Regions from separate parts of the Homo sapiens genome. Here regions 2 and 3 are each linked to region 1. Evidence: chromatin loops called from intact Hi-C (ENCODE). Cell type or tissue: Caco-2. All regions are shown on one strand. Region 1 overlaps PKD1L1 (polycystin 1 like 1, transient receptor potential channel interacting). Region 2 has its middle 13 kb from the start of LINC01447. Region 3 overlaps TNS3 (tensin 3).

Region 1 (8,000 bases):
AGAAGTCTATTCTTTCTAATTTGATCTGTAGTTTCAATGCAATACCACAGCTGTTTTTTTTTTTTTTTTTTTTTTTTTGAGACGGAGTCTCACTTTGTCACCCAGGCTGGAGCGCAATGGCGCGATCTCGGCTCACTGCAACCTCCGCCTCCCGAGTTTGAGCTGTTCTCCTGCCTCAGCCTCCCGAGTAACTGGGATTACAGGTGTCTGCCACCATGCCTGGCTCTTTTTTTTTTTTGTATTTTTAGTAGAGATGGGGTTTCACCGTGTTAGCCAGGATAGTCTCGATCTCCTGACCTCGTGATCCGCCTGCCTTGGCCTCCCAAAGTGCTGGGATTACAGGCGTGAGCTACTGCGCCCGGCAAAATACCACAAGCTTTTTTTTACAGATATTGACAAACTGATTCTAAAATTTATATGGAAAGCAAAGGAACTAGAATAGCCTAAACAATTCTGAAAACAATGAGCAAAGTCAGAGGACGCACACTATCTGAATTTAAGACATACTATACAGCTGCAGAAACCAAGGCAGCATGATATTTGGGGACAGATAGACACGCAAATCAATGGAACAGAATAGAGAACACAGGAATAGACTTACCCAAATATGCTCAACTGATTTTTTGGCAGAGAGAGAAAGATGATCCAATGGAAAAAGGATGATCTTTTAAAAATGGTGCTGGGGGCCGGGCATGGTGACTCATGCCTGTAATCCAAGCACTTTGGGAGGCCAAGGCAGGTGGATCACCTGATATCAAGAGTTTAAGACCAGCCTGCTCAACATGGTGAAACCTCATCTCTACTAAAAATACAAAAAATTAGCATGGCGTGGTGGTGGGTGCCTGTAATCCCTGCTACTCAGGAGGCTGAGGCAGGAGAATCGCTTGAACTGGGGACGGGGAGGTTGCAATGAGCTGAGATTGTGCCACTGCACTCCAGTCTAGGTAACAGAGCTAGATTGCCTCAAAAAAAAAAAAAGTGCTGGGAAAACTTGATATTGATATGCAAAATAAATAAATAAATAAACCCCAACACACATCTCACACTATTATACAAAAATTTTCTCCCAGGGATTTAAAAGCCGAGTTTCATTTAAAATCTTCTGGCCCGGCATGGTGACTCACGCTTGTAATCCCAGCACTTTGGGAGGCTGAGGCAGGTGGATCACCTGAGGTCAGGAGTTCTAGACCAGTCTGGCCAATATGGAGAAACCCCGTCTCCACTAAATATACAAAAGTTAGCCGAGCGTGGTGGCACGTGCCTGTAGTCCCAGCTACTCGGGAGGCTGAGACAGGAGAATCGCTTGAACCCAGGAGGCAGAGGTTGCAGTGAGCCAAGATTGTGCCACTGCACTCCAGCCTGGGTGACAGAGTGAGACTCCGTCTCAAAAATAATAATAATAATAATAAATCTTTTGCAAATTGAAGCACTCAGGTACCTACATACAGGGTCTGTATGGATGCTAACTTAAAAACTCTTCTTACAGAGACATTTCCATGGACATCCTCATGCTGCTTCTGCTTTTGTGTGTAATATATGGGAGATTTTCCCAAGATGAATACTCCCTCAATCAAGCTATCCGGAAAGAATTTACAAGGTAGGAGGTTTGGGTAACTCTTCCAGATCTGGGGCCATTGCACTATTCCATAGCCTGTGTGCACCTTCCCCATGTTTCACATCCCACATATGAAATACTGGAAAGATTGTCACCATTTCCCTGGTAGTAATAAAACCCCCTTCCATTCACAGACTTTGGACACGTTCTTAGCATCTCGTTTGGGGTAAATAGCAAAACAAGGATATTTGAAGGAATTTTAAGTTCTGTGCCAAAACAGGGTCTTGCAGTTTCTTTTTTGCTGGAGACCTCAGAGTTCTTCTATCAAAGCCTATGGTTGCAGTTCGTAATAACTGACACTCAATTTCTAACAGTTTTTTTTTTTCCTTTTTGAGACAGTTTTGCTCTTGTCACCCAGGCTGGAGTGCAATGGCGCCATCTCAGCTCACTGCAATCTCCACCTCCCAGGTTCAAGCGATTCTCCTGCCTCAGCCTCCCAAGTAGCTGGGATTACAGGCATGTGCCACCACGCTTGGCTAATTTTTTTGTATTTTTAGCAGAGATGGGGTTTCACCATGTTCGTCAGGCTGGTCTTGAACTCCTGACCTCAAGTGATCCACCCGCCTCGGCCTCCCAAAGTGCTGGGATTACAGGTGTGCGCCACTACGCCCGGCCTTCAGTTTCTAACACCTCTCAAGTTCTTGATCATTTCTCAAGCTGTTCATTTGCTTCTTCCTCCTTCTTTCTATAAGTAGTAGATGTTGATCATAGGTAAATCTAGCAGAACTGAAAAGTGTAAAGCAGAAAAATTTCCGTGATACCACCAGGCAAAGGCAAGCATGATAGCATTTTGTTGTGTCATATTTCTTTTCCATGTCTCAGTGCTTCTAAAATTGGGATGCATATTGTCATCAACAGGTGCATTTAATGTAGTCTTCTTTTTTTTGAGAGTTGTTCTTGAATCCATGGTTAGGCTTTATTTTCACCTGCCACAAACAGTCAGTCTGATAGTCCTTTCAAGGCAGTGTGGCTTTGAATTATAAAGTGCATGATATGAAATAATATTGGTTCTTTGCTATGATTTCAATGCTGGTAAATACAATAATTCAGTGTGTTCCAGGAGTTACCTTATTTACTCTGGTGAATATTTAAAGACACATTTATGCAGCAACTCTATCAGTGTGTTTGTTGCCTTTGACTAAGTAATTCAATTTGACGTAAATACTTTTTGGTTGGATTTTTTGGCAGAAGTGAGTGGCTGGAAAGTCAATTTAATCTTATCAATTATTTCAGAACATATTTATCTTTATTTTTGTGAGAGAGGGTTATTCATACGCAGCAAGATAATGGCTAATGGATATTGTCCCCTTTGTCAGTGTTGTGACCCACTCGTAAGGTAAGACCTGGAAGTCCCAGTGCTATGAGTCTGGGTGTTCTGTAGCTCAGTAATCCAAGTTGTTTTGTTTTTTTTTTTCTGCTGAGCATTGTAATAGTGAAATTAAGTGGAATTTTCTGCCTCCTCATTTGTGAAACCAGCAGTTATTTCCATCCATGACCAACTTTTCAGCTCTCCTATCCGTGCAAGTGCACAGCCTGTGCCAGTAGGTGGTGCTGTGTGCAAAACAAAGTGATAATTTGGGTCCTCAATGGAAATGGAAATCTAAACATGAAAAACCTCTGGCTTTTGCTAGTTTATTTTTCATCTCACATTTCACAAGTCAACATTATTTGACATATTTCTCATATGAATTGTTGCTTCTTGATATTCAAATCAGAAATATCGCAGCTGAGATAATGTTTGTGAGATCTCTCAGGTGCACATGAGATTGATGTGCTCACATTCACAACTCCTGGATTTACATAGACCTTATGTTTCCCATAGGGATGCAAAACCTCACTGCCTCTGGGTGCTCTGGCCACCAGGCAGGGATATTCAAGTATCCTGGTTGGTAATGGAATGTTTAAAGTGGACCCTCTCCGTCTCACCCCCTAGCCCCCAATACCTAATCCTGAAACATCAACAACAACTTAGGGTTTGGCATTTACTAGCATTCCAGATAGAGAAGCTAAATAAGCCCAGGAGTGGAAATGGATGAAACAGAGTTCCGAGACTGGGCCCCCAACTCATGTTTGGTTGCCAGGTGACTCTGGCAAGTGCTCGGACTTAGCATCTTCATCTATAAAGGGAGGGAACTGGACTACTGAGTAGTCATTGCGTTCTTGGATTTTGCCATATTTAAGTTGTATTTGAAGTGTTTCTGAACTTATGAAAGACTTCATGAAGTTCCAAAAAAAAATAATAAAACAAAAAATAAACCAGCAAATAAAGCACCAATCAATGAAGCAAGCGTTCTATCCAAGTGCCATAAAAGTAAAATAACAGCTGATTTTATCTTTTGCATTGTTTAGCCAGCTTTGTGGGCTTATTTTATATAATTGCGGTAACTAATACAGACAGGGCCAGAATACTCCTGGCTCATTTGGTTCACTACCTGCACTTTGGGTGTGCCAGGAGTGAGGTGTGAGATGTCTGCAGTCTGGCCATTGGGCCTTTTGGCTTTGGGTTATTTTCAGGGCTTTTTAACTTAGTTTCTTAATGTTATTCCAATAGGGAAGCAAGTGTCAAGAAGTGATACCATTTCCCCGAAAGTGGTGCAAACTCAACATGGCTATAATGTCTATACTTTATTCTTTAAAAACACAGAAAATGGATCATATTAGTTGCTATAAATGTACAATGTTTGTCGTCAAATCATCTTGCTTCCCACAGCAGATGCTCAACACTTTCCTCTGTTGAAAATTCACCTCCAGCCATCCTTTGCCTCTTTCCTACCCTCCCGCCCTTTTCACTGCATCTCTGTGCCCCCTGGCTCATTCTTCCTTTCCTTTGGCGTGAATATTTGCAGAGATGTATCTGCTCACCTTATGCCTCCCATCTCTGTCTCCATCTGTGTTCTCCTTTCCTGATGCCTCTCTGTTGCTTCATTCCACCCTCTGGGTGCTCTGGCAGGCCTCCAATTTGCTCTGCATTTGATAGTTTGACAAAACTTGTAGAGAAGTCCAGAGTTAAGAACCAGCACCCAATAAAAGACCTGCAAAGATTAAGTTCTAAAGATGTATAAACCAATGAAGATCAAATACTTGAAAGGATAAGAGATCATTTCTTCGTAAGAAAAAAGAAATAAAACCAGTCAGATAAATTAATTCACTAGACTTTTACTCATACATGCTATGGAAATTTTTTTTTTGAGACAGAGCCTTGCTCTGTTGCCCAGGCTGGAGTGCAGTGACGCGATCTCGGCTCACTGCAGCCTCTGCCTCCCGGGTTCAAGGAATTCTCCTGCCTCAGCCCCCCAAGTAGCTGAGACTACAGGCGCCCATCACCATGTCTGGCTAATTTTAGTGTTTTTAGTAAAGACGGGGGTTTAGCCATATTGGCCAGGCTGGTCTCAAATTCCTGGCCTCAAGTGATCTACTCACCTCGGCCTTCCAAAGTGCTAGGATTATAGGCCTGAGCCACCGTGCCCAGCCATATGGAAATTTTCGAACACATTTATAGTATATACAGATTATTGGTTGAGGCTACTGCATCTCTTTATTACTCTATACACTAGTGACATTTATTTGTCTTTGATTTTTTTAATATTGTCCAATTATTGTCATGACTATCAGGTTTTTAAAAACTTTTTCTAAATTATCTGCAAAATCTGCTCTGAATCAACAGTGGAGTGTCCGTTCTACACCTTACCTGTAAACATAGTCTTTGTGGTGTGCTGGAAACAGTTAATAACTGGAGAACAAAAGCACTGATTTATAGCATCTGCCAGCCAATTTCCGTGGTGTAAATCCTCCCACCATGGTTTTTTTGTTTGTTTGTTTGTTTGTTTTAGATGAAGTCTCACTCTGTCACTGAGGCTGGAGTGCAGTGGCATGATCTTTACTCACTGCAACCTCTGCCTCCTGGGTTCAAGCGATTCTCCTGCTTCCTGAGTAGCTGGGATTACAGGCGCGTACCATCACGCCCAGCTAATTTTTTGTATTTTTAGTAGAGACAGGGTCTCATCATTTTGGCTAGGCTGGTCTCAAACTCCTGACCTCAGATGATATGCCTGCCTCAGCCTCCCAAAGTTCTGGGATTACAGGCATGAGCCACCACGCCCGGAACCACCATGGTCTTTCACACCACCAATGTGACATCACTGAACATGGAGTTGGGAGGAGTTGTGCAAAATTGGCTCTCACAGTAAGAGTCGGCTCCAGGCCTGCTGTCTACAGCCCAACTTTGCTCTCAAGCCTCGTTTACCAAAGCCATGGCCATCATCTGAATGATTCATAGTGTGTTCATTCTTTGGAGTAGTCTGGATCTGGTGCTGGACCAGGCATTCAACTGTGTGTACTTGGGTGACTTTCTAACTTCTTCTCACCTTATGACAAAATTCCTTTTCCTGAGAACTATTTTGGTCTCCCCTTTTTGTGGAGAGAAACCTGGATGAAACAGCCACATCAGAGCCATTTCTGTTTGCTGAGGGCATGTTGATGAGCACCCCATCCTTTCCATTCTTCAGTGACTCTTCATGGGAAGCTATGTATGAGAAAGTTTTTTAGAGTTAGGTGAGAGGTACTTTGCTTTCTCGTAGGAACACTTGATTTTATCCTTTTGCCTCTGGCTGTAGCTCAGAGCCAAATGGACACCCTGCTGCTGCCATGCACAGCCTTGGCCTGTGCATGTGGCTTTATAGCAGTGTCTGAGCAAACTAAAAATGATAAATTTCATTCATTTGATGTTATTTCAGTGCTCCCTTAAATCAGTTCCTTGGTGGAAAAATGAAGCATATCTATAAACATAATGAAGAAGTTAATTGGAAAGAAAACAGACTAGTGTTTGTGCCAACACTGCACTTCATCTATGTCTTCACATCTGCCACTCACAGGCATCTTGGGAGGCCAGTCACATGCTGCGCCCAGTCGGCAGTCAGTGCAGAGAGAGGACTGGGTCTTGGTCTGTGTGTCCCAGAGCCTCCCTTGTTTACCCTAGCCCCGGCGCTCCCTCTGCACCAGCCCTGTGGCCCCGACACCTTCCCACCCTTCAGGCTTGCGGAAGCCCTCGCCGTCCCCTCTGCCTTTAATACCCTCTCTCAGATGACCACGGGCTCCACCCTCACCTTCAGGTCTTTGCTAGACATCACCACCTACTGAAGCTTCCATGGCTGCTTGAACATCTGCTTACCCCACCACTTGCCTGTCTTTCCTGCTTTTTTTTTTTCCTCCTTCATATTTGTCACAACATAGTATATGTTTGCTTATTTGTCTTATTTGTTGCCTGTTTCCCCATAGGAGGGCAGAGAATTGATTTTCTGTTTCCCAGTGCCTAGAAGAGTGCCTGACACCTAGTAGTTGCATAGTAATGTTTGTTGAGTGACTGATGGAGTGAGCAAATGAACAAGTGCTTCACCCGCCATTCTCTCTTATCTCCTGCTACTAAGGAGCAAAGTGAGTTCCAGGGTTTCATGCTTCACGCTGCAAGCAGCTTGAGTTTAATTCCTGCAGAGTACCTGAAATCTGAATGAGAGAAAAATTGGCAAGAAAACATGCTTTTGTTCTCACGTTTCATTGTTCTTGTTGATGCAGAAGCAACTTTTTATTTTTGTTCTTGCATTAAGAAATGCCAGAAACTGCTTGGGTGGCCTGAGAAACATCGCTGACTGGTGGGACTGGAGTCTGACCACACTTCTGGATGGCCTGTACCCGGGAGGCACCCCGTCAGCCCGTGTGCCGGGGGCTCAGGTGAGCTTTCCGTCTCCTCTTCATAGGAGATCATCTCAGAAAAGCTATCTTGCAGTGGGTGAAACAGTCACTAATGCTGAACTGCAGCACTGCATAGGTTCTTGAATGACCATGCAGGTGTAAGGCCGGTGGCTCTCCAGTGGGTCCCAGCAGAGCATCCTGTTCCTTTCCTGCCAGAACCCATTGGCCCCATCCCATTACACCCTGCTGAGCTGCACGGGATTCTCCAGATTCCTGTGCTTCCCAGGCCTGAGATAGACACAAGGGCTATGGCAGAGCCTCAGGAGCCCTCAGGCTGATGGGGTGGGAGGTCAGGAAATGGAAGATTCTAGTTCCGTGTGCAAAATACCCTGACAAGGAAACACAAGAACCACCCCAAAACAGAGGAAGTGCAAGGAAGCTTCCAGAAAGAGGTGAGGTTGATCCCAAGTTCGGAAGAAAAAGTTAATATGCATTTTGCATAATCCCATTCCTTGCTCAGCTTTTATTTTCAACCCCTTTCCCATGTTTAAAAATGAAATATCCTGGGCGCGGTGGCTCACACCTGTAATCCCAGCACTTTGGGAAGCTGAGGCAGGTGGATCACGAGGTCAGGAGTTCGAGACCAGCCTGGCCAACATGGGGAAACCCTGTCTCTACTAAAAATACAAAAGTTAGCTGT
Region 2 (8,000 bases), 180 kb after region 1:
GGGTGGGTGAGGGGCCATAGATGGAGCTGCTGGGGCCTGCGGTGGGCAGAGGACTCCAGAGCAGAGATCAGGGACTCCTAGGGTGCTTGGGAGCACAGAGGACTGTGCCTCGGACCTCTTCCTAGGGTAAGCAAATGCCAACAATACCTGGTGTCACTGAAAAAATAGGACAATAGAAAGAAACAAGGGGAAGGGTGCCACATTTGGAGACTCTGAAAAGGCAAAACAACCAATGGAAGCTTTGTTAGATGCTGCTTCAGGGCCAAAAACCAACTGTAATAGACATTTTGGGGGCCATTGGGGACATCTGCATATGGCAGGATAGTAGATAATCCTAGGGAAGTATGGTTGATCGTTTGCGTAGGATGATGTTATTTTGGCTATGTGAAAGAATGTCTTGTCCTGGTGCAGTGGTTCACACCTGGAATCCCAGCAGTTTGGGAGGCTGAGGCAAGAGGATGCCTTGAGCCCAGGAGTTCGAGACCAGCCTGGGCAACATAGTAAGACCTTGTCTTTACAAAAAATGAACAAAAATTAGCTAGGCGTGGTGGCGCACACGTGTAGTTCCAGCTACTCAGGAGACTGAGGTGAGAGGATTGCTTGAGCCCCAGAGGTAGAGGCTGCAGTGAACCGAGCAACAGAGGGCAACAGAGAAAAACCCTGTCTTAAAAAAAAAAAAAAAGAAAGTCTTTACTTTCAGGAGAGGTGTGTTGAAATACTTAGGTCTGTAGCATCATAACTCAGTAGTTTAGTTTCAAGCAGTTCAGAAGAAAAAAGAAAATAGCAAAAAAGAAAAAACGGTAAAATGTTACTGATTACAGAATCTAGGTAGGACATATAATGGTGCATGCTGTGCTATTATTAAATATTTTTTGTTTGTTTGTTTTGTTTTGTTTTTTGAGACGGAGTCTTGCTCTGTCACCCAGGCTGGAGTGCAGTGGCACAATCTCCGCTCACTCCAACCTCCGCCTCCTGGGTTCAAGCAATTCTCCTGCCTCAGCCTCCCACGCAGCTGGGACTACAGGCACCATGCCTGGGCCACCATGCCCAGCTAATTTTTGTATTTTTAGTAGGGACGGGGTTTCACGATATTGGCCAGGCTGGTCTCAAACTCCTGACCTCGTGATCCACCCGCCTCGGCCCCCCAAAGTGCTGGGATTACAGGCATGAGCCACTGCGCCTGGCCTTATTATACATTTTCTATGTGTTGAGAGGTTCTCATCATTTAGAAGATAGAGGGGAGATGATTGAATATAGTATACCATGCATGTTAAGATATAAAATTAAATAAATGTTGGCCGTTTGCTTTCCTGCACCAGGTTTAGGTTTCTGAAATGTGTTTGTTACTATGAGGTTTCCTTTGTGAATAACTGTAAAAGTTCTGTGGCGCACAGTTGGGAATAGAAGAAAATGCAGCGGCTGGAGGAGGGGGGGTGGTGTTGTGGCCCATGGGGAGCAGGCGCGGCCCAGGGAGGCTGGGAGGCCACCACCCACAGCACTCGTAACCATAGACATTTAAATGGCATCTCCATCTCTAAACTTGGCTCCTTCTATTTTTGAAACTTTCGAACATAAAAGAGTTCATTTTTAAACAGGCTCTTCTGAGTCGGCTGAGCCTGCCCAGGCCCCAAATCCTGCACAAATGCAGCCAGCGCCTGGAGGCAGTCAGACAGTCGCAGAGTGTCTCATTTTGCTGTAAGTGACAGCCATAGCTAATGCCAGGGCGGGAAGGAAGACGCCTTCCATACCACTGGGCTGCCAGGACCTGGAAAATGTTTCTGCTTGACATCGCCATGAAAAAATAAAGCAAACGTCCTGCCCTAGAAAGAATCAGGCAGGGATGGGAGCAGAGGGCTGCTCTTTAGCCTCAAAATTATCTGGCGTTGTTTTTCTTGGATGACTGACTTTGTTAAAAGCCCCATTTCCCTTCAGATGCAGCCCGAGGATGACAGTCAAGGGTGACTCCAGCCAACAAACTCACGGGCTCCCTGTCTGTCCCCAGCCCGGGAGCCAAGACACAGAAAAGCGTTCCTGCCTTAGAGCCAAGCACCTGGCCTGGAGGTGTTTGTAAGGGGATCCCCTCCCCCGACCCCCCAGCAATGGGGAAAGTCCCCGAGACCTTGACCACTCTGCGCAGTTAATCCAGAGGCTTCCAGGACGGGGCACTGGCTGACTTCACTTTCACCTGTGGGTGCTGGACCCAGTGCACCCCCAGAGGCCAGGCAGCTTTCACTTTGGGGAATGTGGACTCTGTGGGTCCAGAAGGGCCTGTGTGGAAAAAGAAGCCAACAGTCCCTGGTTTTGTGTAAAGTCTCCTGATGTTTAAAGGCTGGCAACGAACTCAACTGAAAACAAATGCAAAAATACCACAGGCCAAACCACGGGTACAGGCTGGATGCACCCATGGGCCACCCAGTTGCTCTCTGTTTGGCTGTGACCAACTCGGCCCAGGTCCCATTTCTGGCACTCATTCCTGTTTCTTCACTTAAACAAAATGGCATGAATGCTGCCTTCTCAGGGGGCATGCTGTGAGGATGCTGTAACTTTGGAGAGTGTCTGGCCCTTTCTGGGGTGCCCCTGCTTCCTCCCTTCCTCTTTTCCCCTCCGTCTTCCCTTTCCTCCCTTCTCCCCTTCTCCCCTCTTCTCCCTACTCCCTTCTCTCCTTCCCTCACTTCTTCCTCTCCTCCTGTCTCCTTTCTCCCTCCTTCACTCCTCTTCTCCTTTCCTTCCTCCCTCCTCTTCTTTCCTTCTCCCCTCTCTTCTCCCCCATCTCTCCTTTCCCCCCTGCTTCCCTCTCCTCTCTCTCCTGTCTTCCCTCCCTCTTCCCCTCCCTCCTTCCCTGTCCTGGCCCTGAACCTTTCCCTGGGCTCCCACGCTCTGCTCAGTCTCACCTAGGCCCAGCCCATGTCTTCTCAGACAACCCAGCACCACCCCTCGACCACCTTCCACAGAGGGGGCTGCCCTTTTCAGCTCCCTTGCCAAGGGGCCGCCAGCATTTCCAGGTCAGCTCACGAATGGCAGTGTTCTCCAGCTCTTCTGTGTCAAAAACAAACACCCTCCTCCCAGCGCTGCTCCTGGCCGGCTGCCCCGCCCTCTGCCAGGCGTTTCTCAGAGGACAAGACCTAATGAGCTGGCTGCTGCCAGCCTGGTCCTCACAGTTCATCAGTAGGATTCCAGACAGGCATCAGGCTCAGGGACAGCGCAGAGACAGCTGCCTTCTCCTCTTTCCCGGAGGCACCTGAGACCTGAGCGCACCGAGGGGGCCGGTGCATGGGCTGCTCCCAGTGAGCGTGAAGTTCACGCCCAGAAGTACACCCGCCACCAGCTGCAGCAGCACAGGTTCGTCCAGCGCACCACGAGAGGCTGGGGCTCTCTGGGAGTGGAGGAGCAGGTGGGGATGAGCCTGGACTTGCACGCAGAGCTCTGGGCTCCATTAAGCCCCCGCCCCGTCCTAGCTGTGTCGTCTGGGCACGCCAGTTCTCCCTGAGCTGCTCTCCTCCTGGCAGAAGGGGGGTCATAACAGCACCAACATGCGGGATTGCGGTGAGGTCTAAACAGTCAGGCACAGGAAGCTGCACAGAGAAGATGCATGGGCAACAGCGCCCATGGAGAATCCATGCAGCCCCCTAAGAGGGGCAGAGAGCCTCCAAGCAAAAGTCATTCTATCTCAACACTCACTCCCCTGAAGACTATTCGTTCTTGGGAAATAGGATACCCAATATTGAATGTTTGTGGTCCCCTCGTAACTCACATGCTGAAGCCCTAATCCTGAATGAGATGGTGTCTGGAGATGGAGCCTTTGGGGGTGATTGGGGTTAGATGAGGTCAAGAGGGTGGGACTACCCACCACAGGATTACAAGGAGAAAAAGAGGAAAGGGATCTCCCCGCCCTCTCTCTTTCTCCCCCTCTCCCAACCAGGGCAGAAGAAGAAAAGCCATGTGAGGACACAGTAAGAAGGCGGACGTCTGTAGGCCAGGAAGAGAGTCCTCACCAGGACCCAACCATGCTGGCACCCTGGTCCTGGACTTCTGGCCTCCAGAACTGTGAGAAATAAATTTCAGTTGTTGAAGCCATCTGTGGTATTTTGTTATGGCAGCTGGAGCAGACTCAGACAATCTTTAAATACACATACTTTCAGCAGTAGCTGGCATGTCTGACCTGGCAAGATGAACTGATTGCACACTTAGGTAAACTGACTACTCATCCCAGCAAAGCCCCTAACCCTGTAACCACCCACTGAACTGACCAGACTGGTGGCTTAGCCCAGCCTTGGACAGGCAGAACTTCAGCCTTGGACACAGTCCCTGTCATCCTAAAGGAGCCTCCTTAAGGAGCACTTGTAGGACCAGAGAGAGTCAGAGTTAATAGCAATGATAGTAACTTCAATACTTTATGTGGAGCAGCTGTGTACAATGAGCTAGGGCTGGGACCAAGCATTTTATATTCATCATCTTGTTTAATCTGTGTTGTTACCTTGTGAAGAAGGTAGGATTATCTCGATTTCACAGAAGAGGAAACTAGAGATGAGATTCCCTGTCCAAGTTTACACTGCAAGTACCAGATGGACCAAGCTTCCAACCCTCCTCTCTCTGACTTTAAACCTTATGCATTCCATTAAAATTAAAGGAAAAAGAGTCATTGATCAAGGTCTTTTTCTTTCTTGAGATTTATTTGGGGTTGGGGGTGGTGTTGCTTTTTTTAAAAAAGAAGAGGCAAACATGTCTGTTAAAAACAAGCAGACAGGCCGGGTGTGTTGGCTCAAGCCTGTAATCCCAGCCCTTTGGGAGGCCAAGGCGGGTGGATCACTTGAGGTCAGGAGTTCGAGACCAGCTTGGCCAACATGGTGAAACCCTGTCTCTACTGAAAATACAAAATTAGCTGGGCATGGTGGTGCACATTTGTAATCCCAGCTACTTGGGAGGCTGAGGCAGGAAAATCACTTGAATCTGGGAGGTGGAGGTTGCAGTGAGCCAAGATAGTGCCACTGCACTCCAGCCTGGGTGACAAAGTGAGACTCTGTCTCAAAAACAAACAAACAAACAGAAAGCTCTGTTTTACCATCTTGGAGAGAACAAGCCTGAGACGGAAGGTTGGAAGCTCAAGAGGAGGTGAGGGCGCTAAGCAGGGAAAGCAGACCCCAGCAGTGGAAGTCCCTCCTGCCCCCCTCACTGTGAGCTTTGTCTTGTAAGAGTATGTGACATCGGGAGGCTGAAGCAGGAAAATGGCATGAACCTGGGAGGCGGAGCTTGCAGTGAGCCGCGATAGCGCTACTGCACTCCAGCCTGGGCAACAGAGCAAGACTCCATCTCAAAAAAAAAAAAAAAAAAAAAGAAAGAGTATGTGACATTCAGATATTGTCAGCGCAGGATACTCTGCTGTTGCTCAGAGGCTGGGGGCTCCTGCCGCGTTTGTCCACTGTCCCCTCTTCCTCATGCAGTGACTGCTGAGCCTGGAGTTCCCAGTGTTCGAGCATGGCAGAACTGGCTTAAATGGCCCCTCTCCCACTCTGCCCTTGCACCTCTCTTAACCTAACCTTGTGTCCTCATCCGTGGAGTGGGCATACAGGCCACACTGCACAGGTTTGTTGTAAAGTTGAATTAAAGGAACGCTGGAATCTGCCACCACAGTGTCTAGCACATAAGAAGACTTCGAAAGATGCCTGCTTACTTCTCTCCTTCTCTATCTACTAAGATTGTGTTGATGCCTTTTACAGTTTGGTGGGGAAGGTCAGAGGACGTGGGGAAACATGTATGTTTAGGAGAGTGTTTTGACATACACAAGAGTGGTGATTTCTTTTTTTGTTGTTGTTTTTGAGACGGAGTCTCACTCTGTTGCCCAGGCTGGAGTGCAGTGGCATGATCTCGGCTCACTGCAAGCTCTGCCTCCCGGGTTCATGCCATCCTCCTGCCTCAGCCTCCCAAGTAGCTGGGACTACAGGCGCCAAGAGTGGGGATTGCTATACGAGCCCAAAGTTCCTACAGAACCTCATTTCACCATCACTTCCTTCTCTGTTTCCTTCCCTTCCCAGCCCCCGTCAGAGGGCCTCTCAGCCCCAACCTTATGTCCCCTCCCAGGCCCCCATCCTGCCCCAGCCCCACATGGCTGCCTTCAGCCTGTTCTTCCTAAAATATTCATCTGATTGAAGCACTGCCCCCACCTCAAACACTCTGATGGCTGGACATCACCCAGGGTGCCAAATTCTGAGCCTCCACTGCCCCACGCACAGTGTGCAGCCCTGCAGCCTTCCCAGGTTCCTCTCCCACCCACCCCCTGACACCCTGGACTGACTCCCCTTACAGGAAGGCCTCCCCTGCTTCATTTTCTTCCCTACCCAAAGAGACTGCAGACATAAAAGCTCCCCCACCTTCCAGCCCAGGAGGATTCCAGTCACTTCTTCCTCATCAGGTTCCATCCCTGACCAGATGGTTATCACACTGTGTTATTTATCTATCATCTGTGTCCCCACCGAGCTCAAGCTTGCAATCCCTAAAGGTCAGAGGTTGCATCTTCAACCAGCACCCGGCACACAGCAGGTGTGCAAAAGATGCCTGCAGGAAGGCGAGCTAGTTAAGGGCCTGCTCAGCTGCCCCGAGCCAGTGCCTGGTGGCCGAACCAGCTCCAAGCTGGTTCTTGCCCATCGCACATGCCGGTGTCCCTCATTCCACATTTCCCCTTCACTGCGGGACATTTCAGCATGCTGAGTCTCCTCAGACACTAGCACAAGGGGGCAGGTGCTTACTGAAAGTCCAGCCCGGGTGCATATGTGGCCTATGTGTGCAGTGATGCACCACTTCATGGCGGGGATACGTTCTGAGATTTTGTCATTGTGCGGTCATGGAGTGCACTTACACAAACCGAGGTGGTGGAGCCTCCTACTCACCTAGGCTACACCGGACAGCAGATTGCTCCTAGGCTACAAGCCTGTCCAACGTGTTCTGGTACTGTATACTATAGGCAATTGTAACATAGTGTAAGTATTTGTGTATCTGGACCTATCTAAGCATAGAAAAAGTACAGTAAAGTTACAGTATACAAAAGATAAAAAAAAAATGGTCCACCTGGATAGGGCATTGTCAGGAATGAAGCTTGTAGGACTGAAGGCTGCTCTGGGTGAGGCAGTGAGTGAGTGGTGAGTGAATGTGAAGGTCTAAGACATTACTGTACACCTTTGTAAACTCTATAAACACTGCACTTAGTCTACAATACATTTAATTTTATTTATTTATTTTGAGATGGAGTCTCGCTCTGTTACTCAGGCTGGAGTGCAGTGGCGCAATCTCGGCTCACTGCAACCTCCACCTCCCTGGCTCAAGCAATTCTCCCACCTCAGCCTCCCAAGTAGCTGGGATTACAGGTGTGTGCCACCACACTGGGCTACTTTTTGTATTTTTAGTAGAGATGGATTTTTGCCATATTGGCCAGGCTGGTCTTGAACTCCTGACCTCTGACGATCCACCCGCTTCAGCCTCCCAAAGTGCTGGGATTACAGGCGTGAGCCACTGTACCTGGCCTAAATTTATTTTTAAATTTTCTTTCTTCAATTATAAATTAAACTTAGCTTCCTGTAACTTTTTTACTTTATAAACTTTTACATTTTTTAGCTTTTTGACTTTTTAAAATAACATCTGGCTTAAAATGCAAACACAATTTATAGCTGTACAAAAATATTTTCTCTTTTTAATATCCTTATTAAATAAGCTTTTTTCTATTTTTAAAGTCTTATTTTTAAATTTTCACATTTTTTGTTAAAAATTAACACACAGACACACTAGCCTAGGCATACACAAGGTGAGAACCATCAATATCACTGTCTTCCACCTCCACATCTCATCCCATCAGGAGGTCTTTAGGGCCAATAACATGCATGGAGCTCTCACCTGTGATAACAATGCCTTCTTCTGGATGCTTCCTGAAGGGCCTGCCTGGGGCTGTTTTACAGTTAACTTCTTTTTTATAAGCAAAAGTAAACTCTAAAATAACAATAAAAAGTATAATAGGC
Region 3 (8,000 bases), 260 kb after region 1:
CAGCATCTCCAAGGATGTCCCATAAACTTGGTTGCAGAGTTTTGTGAAATGTTGCACTCCAGTAGAAGGCAGCAGACTAGGCCTGGTGCGGTGGCTCATGCCTGTAATCCCAGCACTTTGGGAGACCAAGGCGGCAGATCACCTGAGGTCAGGAGTTTGAGACCAGCCTGACCCATATGATGAAACCTCATCTCTACTAAAATACAAAAATTAGCCGAGTGTGGTGGTGGGCACCTGTAATCCCAGCTACTTGGGAGGCTGCGACAGGAGAATCGCTTGAACCCGGGAGGCGGAGGTTGCAGTGAGCCGAGATAGCGCCATTGCACTCCAGACTGGGCAACAAGAGTGAAACTCCATATGGGAAAAAAAAAAAAAAAAGGCAGCAGATGAGACTGAAGGGTGTGACCTTTCAAGTGTTTATCCACCTTTGACCAAATAAATCTAATTCCATCTCTTTGAGTCTACTTAAGATAACTATCAATGATAAAGATTTTTTTTGCAGAACTCTGTTGAGGAAAAATGAGCTGGCTTTTCCATTTCCAGAATGATCTCCGGGTCAGAGACATACACTGGGTCAGTCCAGGGAGGGGAGGCCACTCCTCCCCTGGATGGTCAGGGTGCACAGGGAATTTTTGCCATCATTACTGCAATGGAGAAATGTTTACCTATCAAACTGTATTGCAACTGTGCTTCAATTACTTGCCACCTTGGGCTGTTAGTAAGGATTGACCTATTCAGGTTACCAGTAGACTAAGTGGCTGAACCAGCTATCTACTGTGAAGCAGACTAAATAACTTAGTGGTTTAAAGGAAAACAAATTCTTTCTTGAGGTCTAGTGGGCTAGCTGCATGGGAGCTGTGCTCAGCAGGTCTTCACAGCCTGGCCTTTCTGTCTGCATAGTCCTGCTTCTTAGCAGGTTTATCTCAGGTCACCCAAGGGCAAAGGCAGAAGCTGCAGGCAACACCTCAGGTTCTATTCCATTGGCCAAAGCAAGACCAGCTCGGATGCCAGGGTTAGGAAATAGATTCCACCTTTTGACGAGTCTTGGGAGAGAAATATTGTGGCCATGTTTTTCATTCTAAAATGTTGCTTGACTCTTCCATTTACTTATTCAGCAAATTTTATTTTAAAAATTGGCCCCTTGCTGATACCTGCAACCCACCTAAGGAATGACACAGCCTCACACTTCTGAGGTGACTGCATGATTTGGCTATGAGCTTCCTAGTAGCCATTGTGATGAGGGAAACAATGGTTTTGAATTGTTTTTTGGTATCTAAGCGATTTAAAAAAAAGAGTTAAGAAAAACAGATAATGAACAGAAACAAGTTATTCTGGAAAGTAGAGAAGTTTCTGAGGCTGAATCCTGAGGTGGGTGGTCCCATAGGGTCCCTGCATAGTCCTCAGCATACCCTGCACCCACCACATTAGAGAAGTGGAACACAACAGTCTCTAACACTCCCAGTGGTGGCCAAAGGCAGTGTGATAAGATTCAGGCCCCTAAGAATAAGGTGCCAGGGATTTGAGCATCCTGTGCTCCATGTGTCCAACTCTGAGACACAAGGACAAAGCACTAGAATATTGCACTCGAGCTACAGAAGAATAAACCTAGGTGTGTGGGACTACAGAGGCATGAGCATCTGTCCTAGCTTACCCTCTGAAGTTTGCCCAACCAGCGTCGCACCACGTCCTATCCCTATTACCCTAGACAAAGAGGTGACCACGCTGTGCCTCAGTTTACTTCTGGTGTTACAGTGATATTTTCATGAAGTCACACCTGAAAATCCCTGGGGTGAGCAGTCACTGTGACCTGACATCAGAGGCCAGGGGTCTGGCAGTTGTGTATGGGGACACCCATGGCCTGCCTGATGTGGGGGTCACACAAGGTCACACAGGGTTGCTTGGGGATTACAGCCTGTTTCTAGATGGATCTGGTGGCGCCTGGGTTCCTCACTGAGGACTTGGAGGCTCCAGGCTCCAGGACATTCCCAAGTCCCCCAGCCAGGACCTCAGAAAGGACACTGTTCTGGGTGGGTTTGAGAGGAGCAAGTTAGGGGTGCTGAGAGGTGGGGCTGCTGTTGCCCCTGGAAAGGGGGTCATTTGTAGGCTGATGTCTGTGCTGGGATCCCAGTTCGAGGGTTGCAGGAGCAGCCAGCGGGACCACAGGCAGAGTCGGCCAAGGACTGGTTGCCCCTGACAGCAGCAGAGAGGTGGACAAGGGAGTCTGGGGAGAATGCCACCGGGTGAGAAGTTAGGTTTAGGGCTTTGGTTGGGCAGATTTATGGAAGACATGAAAACACCAGGTTTTGGACAGAGTGATATCTTAATTGGTTTGTGCTGCTACAACCTGATACCTTAGATTGGGCAATTGATAGACGACAGGAATTTATTTCTCACAGTTCTGGAGGCTGGAAGTCCAAGATCAAGGCCCTCGGTGTCTGGTGAGGGCCTGTTTCCTGGTTCATAGATGGTGACTTCTATGTGCCCTCACATGGTAGAGGGGTGAGGGAGCTCCCTGGGGTCATTATTATGAGGCCCTAAGCCCATCCTGAGGCTCCAGCCTCATGACCTAACCACCTTCCTGAGGCCCCAGCTCCTCATACCATCACCTTGGGGTTCAGGTCTTCAACATAGGAATTGGGGGTAGGGGGGCGGGTCACAGACATTCTGACCATGGCAATGATGCAGAAAAGCCCAGTTTGAGGTGGGCTGCAAAGGGAGACCCGCGGCCGGCTCTTGCAGTCCTGCGGGGGTGGAGCAGGTGGTGTAGACCCAGCTTCCTACCTTGGGGCCCCAGTGGCCCTCAGCAGCATCGTGAATCCCTTCATGCTAGGTGTAGTGTGTGTGGATTGTTCTCAGGGTTTGTAGCTTCATCAGATCATCAGGGCTGCTCGACCGCCGAATGTGAAGGCCAGGGTTTCCTTGTCCTATGCTACAGCAGCTCTCTCTGCGTGTCCTGGTCCCCAGGCTGCCCATTGCCCTGATGAAGATGCATGGTGGAGCTTGGGCCTGGAATGAGGGGGAGTGGAAGGAGGTGAGTGCAGAGATGGACAAGGGCCCCAGGGAGACTGGGGCCATAGGATGCTGTGAACTTTGATGGAGGCCTCAGAGATGTAGAGCAGGAGGGCTGGCCTCTCGTAAGATTGGCTCCTGTGGCTCTTGTTTTAGCCCCTTCCAGCCCCCATCCCTGCCTCTTGTTCTCCATTCTCTGCATAGTCCTGGGGTGCGTAAAGATGATGTGACGAGGCTGAGGCACCGCCCTGCACCAGAAAGTTCTTGGAACTCGCCAAGGGCACATTCCTAAGATGCAATGTTGTGAAGCCACCTCTGCTGTCCCTTGGAGAATTCTCCCGCTCCCATTATTAAAAATCTGAACATGTGTCTTGATGTCTGTTTATTTATTTATTTATTTTTTGTGAGATGGAGTTTTGCTTTGTTGCCCAGGTGTGAGTGCAGTGGCGTGATCTTGGCTCACTGCAACCTCCACCTCTCAGGTTCAAGCAGTTCTTCTGCCTCAGCCTCCCAAGTAGCTGAGACTACAGGCGCGCGTCACCATGCCTGGCTAATTTCTGTATTTTTAGTAGAGATGGAGTTTCACCATATTGGCCAGACTGGTCTCAAATTCCTGATCTCATGATCCGCCCACCTTGGCCTCCCAAAGTGATGGGATTACAGGTGTGAACCACCACGACCTGCCTGTCTGTATATTTAAATATGCATTAAACATGGGGTTGGAAGAGTGACATGGGAGGTCTATATACACGGGCGTTGCGAGATTTGCTTCTGCCTTCCAGTGCTTTCCCTTGGGCTCCCTCTGGGGAGATTTCGGCTCTGGGAGATTTGCGGCCAGTTTTGCCATTACCAGGTGAGTGGAAGGGCTCGAGGGGGTCATGCAAAGCTTCCTCCTGCTCATGGCCTTGGACATAACCAAGGAGGGCTTGGACTTGGACCCTGAGCAGGGTTTTCCTGCAGGTGTACACAGAGGAATGTCCCATAGGGTGGCTGTGTGGGAGAGTGGGACCCTGGGGAGGCAGAGCTGGGACCCTCTGCTGAGGGGGGCCCCAGGCAGTGGGCCTTGTCCTCTCCTCATGCGTGGGAAACCTGCCCAGGGAGGCTGTGGTTATTTTGTCCCAGTTTTTCCATCGACGAAACAGGAGTCGGTGGAAATTTGCAAGTAGGTGATGGGAGAGGTGGGCCTGAACCCCAAGTCCTTAGAATGAAAACCTGGGCCTTTCTTGGTCCCTGCAGGTGTGCTCCACTGCAGGGTGGGGAGGTGCTGGGGTCGGCCTCTTTGAAGTTGGGCTGATGGACACAAAGGGGTTGGGGTTGGTGGAGGCACCCACTCTTGCATGGAGGAGGGTGTGGGACCCTCTGCCAAGTGTCAAGTTAGCCTGAAATGAGGCACAGACTGGGAGCTTTGCTTTTTGCCCTGGGGTAAGAATAAAAGAAGAAAACAATGCAGGCCGAGGAAGCATTCCTAGGAGGTGGCGCAGCCTCTTTGATCCTCCTCGGCACCGGCTTGCTGTAGCTTGCTCTTATCAGGACGGCAAATACCCTGTTTCCTTTTATGTTGGGAACCTACAAGAGGCTCTGATGCTAGAATCGGGCTCCCTCATTCTTGCCTGCAGGAAGCAGTGTCCTGTATACAGGCGTCAGCACCCACATGGGGGTGGACAGTGGAGGGCCAGCCTGGGCCTGCCTCGTGTGCTCAGGCCTCCTTGGTGGGGGTGGGAGTGGTGCAGAAGTTCTCGTCATTTGTCATTTGCCAGAGGGACGATGGGCAGACAGCAGAGATGTCCCGAGGCCTGCTCACCGCAGGCCTTCTACGCAGCCCTCTGGAAAAGAGGCCATCCTTCCAGTTTGGAGACTTCCTCTGGAGAATTCCATGACACACATTCTTGAACTGTGGATGTAATCCAGTAAGGCGTGGTTCATGGCATGTGGTGTGGAATAATTCATTGTTGGACAGTTTGCTCTAGGAATGGCGTGGCCTCCCTACCTCCTCCCACTACATGCTAGTGGCCACCCCAGTGGTGGTGATGGTTAAAATGTCCTCACATTTCCAAATGTCCCCAGCGCCTCCAATTATTAGTAGGCAGAGAAGTCAGTTGGCACTTAAAAAAACAAACTAGGATGAAAAATCCCAGAGAGTATTCTGCCAGTTGCCACGTCATATTCCCATAAAACCTTCAGTTATTTACCCATATGGGTGCTTTACCTGGTTGTTACTTAAGATAGATTTCTGTATGTGTTGCAAGGAAAGGCATTGCAGAAATGGACAGGACCATTTTTTTCGTTCCACATTGTGACTCTTCCTTTCCTGTATTTGAAAGATTAAAAGATAGCACCCCCTAGATGGGTGAGGGTTGGGTTAAATAGTAGTGTTGGGACAGAAAGGTCCATTTGTGAGCTCGCTGCAGGCAGGTTTGATGGTTCTGGTGGAAGTAGCCTTGGCGGCTGCTGGTTTTCAAAGCCTCTGACAAAGCTGTGCATATCACCCGTGACTGCACCCTGAGGAAAGACGAAAAGTCAGCCTCTCCCTTACGTAGGACGCTTGTAAACTTTCCCAGACGCACTGTTGGTCTTAAGGATTGTTCTGACCCTGGACATTTGCAGGACTTGTCCAAGGTGGATCTGAGCCTCCTCATGTGCTCCAGGCAGAGATCAGGATTCGGATGCATCACCAACTGGTGGAAGATGGGGACTAGGCACCCTGCACACCCTGCACAGGTCAGGTTCTGTTGCTCCCCGCCCCCGCTGCTCCTGGTTATCGTCTGTGGGGGGCATGGCTTGGTGGCAGGGACTGGAGGACAGAGGGCTGGGAGTAGGGCCTCTTGGCTGCAACCTGCCCTTCTGCCCAGCACCGTTGCATTGAGAATCGCCAGGTGCCATTCCTTCCTTGCATGCCATGCTCACTGTACCAAAGACTTGTGGAGTTTTGCCATTTGGGTTTATGGGAGGTTGCATTCCCCTCAGCCCAGCCAGTGAGAGCGGGCAGCGTCTGGCCTGGGGCCCGCACTTTGCAGCCCCTGAAGATCTCAGCTGTTATGCCTCTGCTTTGCTTCCCTCAGCTTGGGAAGCTTCACTCGCCCCTGCCCCCAGAGTGTGACTCAGATGTACCCACTGACCGGAGGAACTTGTTGGGAGGAAGTCACAATTATGGGCTTAGGGAAAGAAAAGTCAAACAACCAACAAAATAATAATCATGCTCGCCTGTGGATTGGGCCTAAGGGATGTGGGGCCCTCTGTCGTCCTCGGTTCCCTACCTCAGAGCTTCAGATGCCCAGACTCAGGCCGGAGGCTCCTAGGGCCCCAGGACAGGCAGAACACCCACATTCATGGGGGTGCAGAGTTGTCCCCAGATGGCCTGGAGAGACCCCTGCTCAGGGGGTCTTGGCCCTTAGTGTGTCTCAGGATGAGGACTCTAAATAATCTATCTGGGAACCTCCTTAGAGTAGCTGACTTGTTTTACTAAAGGTAATTTTTTAAAAATCACGTTTTGATTTTAAAGTGTCTCCAGGATCTTCTGCAGTTTACTAGAACCTCTTACTGCTCAATTGTCAACAGGGTTATTCTACAAAAGAGGGCATGTGGGTTCAAGGAGAATCTGAACATGGGATTCACACACTGAACTCCAACTGGTTGCCTCCGCCTTTGTGTGTGTTTATATGCGTATGTGTGTATGTAAGTGCACGTTCCTAAATGTATATGTACACAAGTGTATGTGTGTCCACATGAACACACACATGTATACCGTGCATGCATGCATGCACACCTACATGTATGTGTCTATGTGCATGTAATGTGCATGTGTGTATTATGTGTGTGCAGGCTTACTTTGGAGATACTGCAGTTTGGTGCCAACTGGACCATTGCAATAAAATGAATATTGAGATAAAGTAAGTTGCACACATCTTTTAGTTTCCCAGTGCATATAAAAGTTGATTATACTAAGCTGTAGTTATATTAAGTGTGAAAATGGCAGTATGTCTAGAAAAACAATGTACATGTCAATTTAAAAATGCGTTATTGCTAAAGAATGGTAACAATCATCTGAGCCTTCAGCAAGTTAAAATCTTTTTGCTGATGGAAAGTCTTGCCTACAAGTTCATGGCTTTGGACGGATCAGTAGCTACTGAAGGTTGGGGTGGCTGTGGCAATTCCTTAAAATAAGACGATGATAAAGTTTGCCACGTCAGTTGACTCCTTCATGAAAGACTTCTCTGTAGCATGTGATGGTGTTTAATAGCATTTTATCCACGGTAGAACTTTTTTCAAAATTGGAATTAGTCCTTTCAAACCCTCTTGCTGCTTTATTACATTTACACAATTACATTTGTGTAACTTTCTTTTTTTTTTTTTTTTGAGACAAAGTCTTGCTCTTGTCCCTCAGGCTGGAGTGTGTTGGCATGATTTCAGCTCACTGCAACCTCCGCCTCCTGGGTTGAAGCGATTCTCCTGCCTCAGCCTCCCAAGTAGCTGGGATTACAGGCGCCTGCCACCACACCCGGCTAGTTTTGGTATTTTTAGTAGAGACAGGGTTTCACCGTGTTGGCCAGGCTAGTCTGGAACTCCTGACCTCAGGTGATCCACCCGCCTCAGCCTCCCAAAGTGCTGGGATTACAGGCTTGAGCCACCACGCCCGACCACATTTGTGTAATTTTCTAAATATTTTGTTGTTATTTCAATAATATGTACAGCATCTTCTTTATCAAGGGTAGATTCCATTCTTTTTTTTTTGAGACAGAGTCTCGCTCTGTTGCCAGGCTGGAGTGCAGTGGCGCAATCTCGGCTCACTGCAACCTCTGCCTCCCGGGTTCAAGCGATCCTCCTGCCTCCGCCTCCTGAGTAGCTGGGATTACAGGCGCACACTACCATGCCCAGCTAATTTTTGTATTTTTAGTAGGACGGGGTTTCACCATGTTGGCCAGGATGGTCTCCATCTCTTGACCTTGTGATCCACCTGCCTCAGCCTCCCAAAATGCTGGGATTACAGGTGTGAA

Evidence for each region. Peaks named below come from ENCODE experiments on the same cell type or tissue, not always from the same donor. Only the 100,000 strongest peaks of a DNase experiment are listed, where the experiment ranks them.
Region 2: it touches region 1 in a loop (3-fold over the local background); 5 of 110 quality-filtered maps call a loop at or near these places.
Region 3: it touches region 1 in a loop (6-fold over the local background); 2 of 110 quality-filtered maps call a loop at or near these places.

The regions. Positions count from the first base shown.
Region 1 is chr7:47,814,673-47,822,672 of GRCh38, reverse strand. It overlaps PKD1L1 (polycystin 1 like 1, transient receptor potential channel interacting), which reads left to right. Exons shown (of 57, transcript NM_138295.5): 46 at 1,487-1,597; 47 at 7,216-7,339. It overlaps PKD1L1-AS1 (PKD1L1 antisense RNA 1), which reads right to left. Exons shown (of 4, transcript NR_161269.1): 3 at 4,478-4,647; 4 at 2,826-3,166. Among named protein-coding and RNA genes, the nearest start is that of PKD1L1-AS1, 23 kb to the right of the region's middle. In Caco-2, a CTCF peak has its summit at 3,144 (motif pointing right); DNase peaks (open chromatin) are centred at 3,152 and 7,561.
Region 2 is chr7:47,630,573-47,638,572 of GRCh38, reverse strand. No RefSeq gene overlaps it. Among named protein-coding and RNA genes, the nearest start is that of LINC01447, 13 kb to the right of the region's middle. RefSeq lists an enhancer at 3,187-3,898. In Caco-2, no CTCF peak of the experiment used is centred here; DNase peaks (open chromatin) are centred at 3,182 and 6,592; H3K4me3 peaks cover 775 bases.
Region 3 is chr7:47,554,764-47,562,763 of GRCh38, reverse strand. The region is part of intron 1 of TNS3 (tensin 3); the gene reads left to right. Among named protein-coding and RNA genes, the nearest start is that of TNS3, 23 kb to the left of the region's middle. RefSeq lists enhancers at 4,246-4,973, 5,702-6,430. In Caco-2, no CTCF peak of the experiment used is centred here; DNase peaks (open chromatin) are centred at 3,938 and 4,583.